2 separate regions of the Homo sapiens genome follow, and region 2 is linked to region 1. A link is a contact called in ENCODE Hi-C data. All regions are on one chromosome and are shown on one strand. Each heading gives the region's core, a stretch centred on a gene start or an enhancer-like site at or near the end of the contact. The rest is flanking DNA. Distances are from core to core; before and after follow the strand shown.

Region 1 (3,693 bases), core at 458-2,957:
AGCCCATAATAATTTTTAAAAACAAACAATGATAAGCACTGGAGACCGCTGAAAAGGTAAGGTATATATGAAGCAGCCTCTGAGGAGGGAGTAGAGGACAGGAGCAGGAAGGAGAGGTACTCTTCTCTGTATACCTTTTTACACTTTGTGGAAAATATCTTTTAACCTGTCATGCATTTCCTAAATCAAATCAACAAATAAAGCATAACAGCTAGGAAAAACATTCAGCAATGTGGAGCTAAAGATGTAGTTCCCCCAACATTTTCTAACCTATGACCCATATGGCTGAAACGTCTACAGCACAGGGGGGCTGGTGTGGATAGAAGGGTGACCCCTATTATCGCTGTGCCCTAATGCACTTCTCACACATGCTGGATGTGTGCATAGACCCTTGCTTCACAAGTACACATGGGAGCCAGGACTCCGGGAAGGAAGAGTGAGAAAAGGACACAGAAGAGGAAAGGGATGGAGAGGGTAGACAGGACTTTTCTGGAGCCATCTTTGGAATAAAGTGAATTGCATCTGTCCATAAGACAGCCCTCTATCCCAGCTCAGGAGGGGGTGGGGCCGCCAGCCATAGTTTCCAGCCCCACATGCTGGTCAGAAATGGAAGACCCCCAACCCAGACCCTGCTGTGTGACAGCGGCTCCCTGACATGCCTGTCTGGTTTGGCTCCTTCTCTGAGGGGCTCTTGTTTCTGCACAGCCTTTCCCAGCTTCCCTCTGTTACCATGCTGTTTATAATGTTATTTCATTATTTCTTGTTTACTTTCTGTTCCATTTTGGATTTCGTCTAGGTTCTCTGAGAGATGTGTTTGTTTTAAACTCTGCTTTGAATCTAAAACGTTTCAGAAGACGGTTCTGATTAAAACCCAATGGAAACCAAATCAGGAGAGAGCCTACGACAAATGATAACAGACAACCAAATGTGGCTGAAACGAAGTCAATTTTTTAAACCAATAAACATACTTGGAAACTGACTCTTAACCACAAAACATTTTCTGTGGTTGGCAGTAAGCACTACATGCTTGTTTTCTCTGAGGCAGTAGTAGTGGGGCATAGGAAATCCTCGTCAGGGAAAGACCGTGTTTGTTCTTGGCCGGTCTGCTGAGCATCCTCCATCTCTTGAAGATAGTATCTGTGTTTCCTGGAGGCAACTGCCACCTACCTTTCTCAGCCAGTCTCAACTCGCAGGAAGATTATTAGTCAGAGGATTACCGCTACACCCTGCTCCTGGGAGGGCGCCTCTCCTCCCACAGTACTCTGGGGGTAGCTGAAAACCCTTTAGTACCACCTGTTTCAGTGGCACACTGAGGCTGCAAAGTTGCATTTTTTCTTCTCCAATATTTTCAAATGCTTCTTATTCAGTGTCAAATATGATAAATTCTTGCCAATATGCAAAAGCTCTGGGTAATGGACACACCATGGGGCATAATCATAACAACATGTTACAATTATATAGCATTTCGGTTTCCAAAGTACTTGCGATGGAAGGGGAAGGAGAAAGCAAGCTAATGCACTGAGTGCTTGCCCTATGTTAGTCACTTTCCCATGTTATAGCATTTAATTTTCACTGTGTAATTACTGAGGAGGAATCACTATTCTCATTCTGTGGATGAACAAACTGAAAGTTAGAGGTGATAGGAAGTTCCTGAGGTGCCAGAGTGTGGCAGGAAGAACACAGCAGATGCTGGGCGTGCAGTGGGGGTTTGGGTAAGGAAACAGGCTGCAGAGGAAGATGTGGTGAGGGCTTCCAGGGCTTGAAGCATGTCTGGCTCTACTCAGAACAAAAAGAGGAACTGTTGGAGGCTTTTGAGCAGGAATTTCTCGATGTTCTAGGAAGATTATTCTGGATTGTGATTAGGGTGCCCTAGAAGAGAGAGGCTGGGAAAAGGAAGATCTGGTTATATTTTGGTTTTGCCCTTTTTTAGGGAAAAGGTCGGGGGGGGGGGGTTCACTGTGATGAGAAGTGAAATATAATGAATGAGGCAGTGGGAATGGAAAAAAGGGGTGGATTCTAGAAGCAGTGAAGATGAAATCTACAGCCCCAAGGAGCACTACTGTGAATGTTTGCACTATACTGTCCTCTTGGTCAGTGTCATAATAAACCTGCAGATCTCTGGTATCACCTATGTCATTAGTGCTCATCTAGGGAACGTCATCTGCAGATTTATTATGACACTTTTCTGTAGTAGCGTGTCATATTCCAACAGAATCAGTTAATTATGACAGTCTTCCCAGGAGATGAGAGTAAAGCACCAGGAGAAAGGGGCACCTTCCTCGAATTTGTATAAAGGTGCTGCATGGGCTAGCACCGAGCAGCTCTTAACCTAAGAGTTAGGAGAATTATTTTAACTATAATTTATTTAATTATTATTATTATTATTTTTTTTGGAGATGGAGTCTAGCTCTGTCGCCCAGGCTGGAGTGCAGTGGCGCGATCTCGGCTCACTGCAACCTCCGCCTCCTGGGGTCAAGCGATTCTCCTGCCTCAGCCTCCTGAATAGCTGGGATTACAGGTGCCCGCCACGAAGCCTGGCTCATTTTTGTATTTTTAGTAGAGACAGGGTTTCACCATGTTGGCCAGGCTGGTCTCAAACTCCTGATCTCAGATGATCCGCCAACCTCAGCCTTGCAAAGTGCTGGGATTACAGGCGTGAGCCACTGCGCCCAGCCCAGCCTAACTTATTTAATTTTAATTTTATTCAGAGCTTTAGATATTCTTGGGATTTCCAGGTGGAGATCCCTTTAAAAAGCAGGTAGAAGAAAACCCAGTAAAGGGAAATCAAGAAAGAAAAAGAAAGTAGGAATAGCAAACTAAAAGAAAAACTTGGAGGTGGTGTTCCTTGAGGGAACTGAAAGTTAGAGGCGAACACAAGTAAAAAACTGTTAGTACTAAAAAGAGAATTTAATAAGGTGACAGAATACAAGATACAGATTTTCAGATACATAAAAATCAATAGCTTTCTTACTCTACTGGCCACAATCAGTTAAAAACTGAAATGGAAAATAATCTCATTCATAATAACTAGCAATAAATTTAACAAGATAAAACATTTATGGGTGGTGGCTGATGCTTGTAATCCCAACACTTTGGGAGGCTGAGGTGGGATCGCTTGAGCCCAGGAGTTTGAGACCAGCCTTTTTTTTTTTTTTAGAGACAGGGTCTTGCTCTGTCGCCCAGGCTGGAGTACAGTGGCACATCTCAGCTCACTGTCGCCTTGACCTTCCAGGCTCAAGTCATCCTCCCACCTCAGCCTCCCAAGTAGCTGGGACTACCAGTGTGTGCCATCACACCCAGCTAATTTTTGTATTTTTGGAAGAGACAGGGTTTCATCATGTTGCTCAGGCTGGTCTTGAACTCCAGAGCTCAAGCAATCCACCCGCCTTGGCCTCCCAAAGTGCTGGAATTATAGGTGTCAGCCACCATGCCTGGCCAATAAAGGATAAACATAGATTTTTAATTAAGTGAGGAAAGGGTAGATTCAATAAATCAAATTGGGACAAGTGACCATCTATATGGAAGAAAATAAAGTTAGATTCCTACCCTTTCACCATATACTAAATTAAATTCTAGATTGATTAAAAGATACAAATAGATAACATAAAATTTTAAAAATAACTAAAGGAGCTGGGCATGGTGGCACTTTAGTCCCAGCTACTCAGGAGGCTGAGGCAGGATAATCTCTTGAAC
Region 2 (3,693 bases), core at 337-2,836, 360 kb after region 1:
CTGGGAAAGTTCCAGGAGGAAGATAAGGTTTGAGCTGGGCTTTGGAAGGAGGAAAGAGAAGAGGAGAAAGAACATTGGATTTGCAGACAGAAAATGGGGTTCCCCTCTTGGCTACTTGGCTTACTAGCCGTGGGAATTCAGACAAGTCACTTAGCTTCTCTAAGTATCAATTACTTCATCTGCAAAACCTCGTGTGTCACTGCCAAAGTGAGGACCAAGTGAGATTAAATAAGTGAAAGTTGTTTGTAAACTGTAAAGCATTATGCAGACATCTTGGACTATTATTAAAAGCTTAAGAATGGGTAGGACTTTGACAACAGGCATTTGGGGAGAAGGGCCTCTGGGCAGAGAGAATGAAAGGCGAAGTGATTGATTGATATGTATGTAGTGACTGATTGAGACAGGGTCTCCCTCCGTTGCCCAGGCTGGGGTGCAGTGTCATGATCATGGCTCATAGCAGCCCTGAACTCCTGGACTCAATCAATCCTCCTGCTTCAGCCTCCACAGTAGGTGGGACCACAGGCACTTGCCACCATGCTGGCCAATTACAAAAATTTTTTTAGAGGTGGATTCTCCTTATGTTGCCCAGACTGGTCTCAAACTCCTAGGCTCAAGCTATCCTCCCACCTGGACCTCCCAAAGTGCTGGAATTACAGGCAGGAGCCACCGCGCCTGGCGAGAAGTGATTTTTGTTAAGAGGCTAGACAAAAGGAAACTGGGCTTTGAAGATGAAATGAATGAATAACTCGCAGCACATGCTTCCTTCTCTCCCTAGATGGCCCCTTTGCAGGCAGTCAGGGACCATGTCTCGTTCATCTTAGTTTCCAGGAGCTTGACACTTTGTAGTTGAGGGCTTTGTGCTCCATTCTCAAGAAACGACAAGTGCCCAAAGGCTATTAAACTTGGGACCTCTTTACCCCCAAAAGTAGTACAGAATAAGAGTTGGGTGGCCTTGAAAAGCACCTTCTTCTGTCCACACTGGGTCGCCCGCTGGGTAACCTCCCAAACCTATGAGAGCTCACCTTATCCCAGGTAAGGTCCTTACTTTAAGGAAGAGGAGGGGGGCCAAGGGCTCCAGCAGACCTGTTCTACACGGGGTAGGGGGGTGGGTGGGAACTATACAGGTGACAACATTTCATAGAACTACACACACACTCACACACACGCACATGACTGCATACCCAACAGGTTAAATCCGAGTGTGGTCTGTAATGAAGTTAATTGTATTGGTTTAGTTAATTGTATTGGTTTAGTTAATTGTATTGTGCGAATGTCAATTTCCTGGCTTTGAGAATGTTGTATCTTAAGAAAAATGTTGAGGTAAGCTGGGTGGGTGATGGTATAGGGAACCTGTATGTATTAATTTTGCAACTTCTTGTGAGTCCATAATTATTTCGAAGTAAAAAGTAAAACAAAAGAAAACAATGGAACTTCCCCCTCAGCCCAGCCTACTTCGAGACCGCCTCACACTCACACATCTGGCCTCACCCAGGTCCAGCCAGCCCTAGGCAGGGGGTGAAGGGAGGGGCAGGGCGGGGCCACGCAAGCGCAGTTCCGCAATCCCGGCCGCTCCGGGAAGTCGCGCATGCGTAGTCTCGGCCCCGGGCTGCCGCGCCAGCCCGTCTCCGCGGCGGGGGACCGGGCTGCCTTGGCCCCTCAGCGCTCGCGTCTTTTCCGGCAGTTGGAACGCTTCCTGTTGTCCTCACCCGTAACCGCCTGTTGCCCCCTGTCTCAGAGTCCCTCACGCGTCCCCTCCCGTCTTTGGCTCGTTGGCTGCCGCCGCCGGGGCTTCGCCAGCCTTCAAGTCGAGACTACTGGCCGAAGGGGCGTCTGCGGCTCTCCGCCGTCCCCAGCCCTGCCTCTCCCTGGGCTCTGGTGAGTTGCTTGCTGCCGCCGTCTTCACTCCATCCCGGGGTTTTTCCTTTATCTCCTCCTTCCCCAACCTCCGACTCCTTCTTGGGCTTTCTCCTGCTCGCCGGCGCCCTCTTTCAAGCCCTAACCTCTCAGCCTCTTGGCCTCTCTCCGCCCCTCTCCTTAACCCCCTTCTTCCCCCGTCTCCAGATGCCCCTTGTTGGCCCTCTCCACATTTTTCCAGTCCCAGCCTTTCCACCCCATCCTTTATCTTTCTCCTTTTGCAGTTGGAGCGGGAGCCAGGCTTTCCTTTCCATGTTGCCACCTTTGTCTGCTCCCTGCCACCAGTCAGTCCCTCAGGGATCTCGGTCATCACCGGTTTTTATCTCCTTTTCCTTCTTCTGGGGTCTGTGAACTGTGGTCTGAGGCAGAGATGTCGAAAGCCCCCCTTGGGGTGTGGTATCTTTGAGTCGGCTCCTTTCTCCGTTAGTCTTAGGATACTGGGCTTCAGATAAGCTTCAAATCACAGGAAAAGGCAGGGAAAATTCTTAAGAAGAGAGTGGAAAAGCAACAGCCAGAGGAAAAAGTCGGTAAGGGCTTAGAGGAAAGTCTGTGTCAGAAAGCGGGCAGAACGGCCGGCAGAGAGACCAGATCTCTCAGTTCATTCTGAAACGACTAAAAGACTCGGAGAGAAACTTGTTCTGTTTGAAATGCACCGAGGAGGGTTGGAGTGAAGTAGACCCTGAGTGTCTCCACCCTTTGAGCTCACCCTGCCTCTGAATTAGCCAGGCAATATATTTGGTTTCCCTAAACATAAAACAACCACCACCTCGATAACAGGCTCTCCTCCCCACCCTAAACGTTAGATACCAGCTTCCTCCTAAGAGGAGAGAACGCTATAGCAAACCATTTCATGTCCCAGCCCTATCCCCCATCACACATAAACTCCTAGGAATGGACATCAAAAATGAGTATATTTCCTAGTTAATCTTTCTTAAGGTGCTAAGTGCATAGCACTGTGCATGAAATGGGGGAAGAATATTAAAACAAGTATAAGACATGGTGCTTGCTTTCTAGTGTAGGTAGAGATTACAGTTTAGTAGGATTTACAGTTCAGTGGGAGAGATTAGACATGCGACTTAAGCAATAATCTTAGCTCCAATGTTGAATCGTCCAAATGAAAGATAATGGATTGTCAGTCGCAAAGAAATAAAGTCCATATTGTTGAGAGAGGGTTGTTTATAGTGATCACAGAGTACCATTGTAAAGTCAGTCAGTTAGCCAGGCATAACCATATAGATTGAATCACATAATGGTTTTCATTTGACTTCCTTTTGAGTTTGCAGGCCTTACACCTGACTTTTATGAGGATCAGTTCCTTTTGTTAATTTTTTAAAACTTTGAAGAATTCCTCAGCCACCTATTATTTCCTAATTCTTCAGAGTTGAAGAATGAAACAAATGGGGCAAAGGCCTCCAATGGCTTCTAGGTCAGGGCAGGAAGGCTTGAATTGTGGAAAGCCTGATGGATAGTCCTGTCTTAAGAAAAGTTGGTTGACCCAGTAAATCTATGAATTGCTATAGGGCAATATTAATTACATCTTTTGATTAAAGGATATTAGAATTAGGCTAAATTTTTTATATTACAATAGAGGAAGTGGAGGAGGGTTTAAAGAAAGGTCAAAGGGAAGGAGAGTGCAGTCTTTATCATTATATTAGAAACTCTAAAAGTTGAAAAACACTCTGCTTAAGAATTTGTTGGTCTAATATTTGAGCATCTTTGAGTTCATTTAATGTCCTTTTGATCTTTTTAAAAGTTTAGGTAGTAATGCAAGCCAGCTAC

What was found. A loop is a pair of places that touch in the nucleus more often than their neighbours do. Pooled maps may share reads with other maps.
Region 2: a pooled map shows a loop between it and region 1 (11-fold over the local background). The contact joins the promoter of STK38 here to the enhancer-like site in region 1. A Hi-C loop is called at or near these places in 6 of 50 pooled maps.

What each region holds. Positions count from the first base shown.
Region 1 is chr6:36,910,190-36,913,882 of GRCh38, reverse strand. All of the region lies in intron 4 of C6orf89 (chromosome 6 open reading frame 89), which reads right to left. Among named protein-coding and RNA genes, the nearest start is that of C6orf89, 26 kb to the right of the region's middle. Within about 2 kb of position 1,707, at least 7 of the 41 ENCODE cell types and tissues checked have a DNase peak (open chromatin) inside an H3K27ac peak, as active enhancers do.
Region 2 is chr6:36,545,372-36,549,064 of GRCh38, reverse strand. STK38 (serine/threonine kinase 38) reads left to right here and starts at 1,586. Exons shown (of 14, transcript NM_007271.4): 1 at 1,586-1,875. RefSeq lists a silencer at 1,441-1,780 and an enhancer at 1,528-2,051.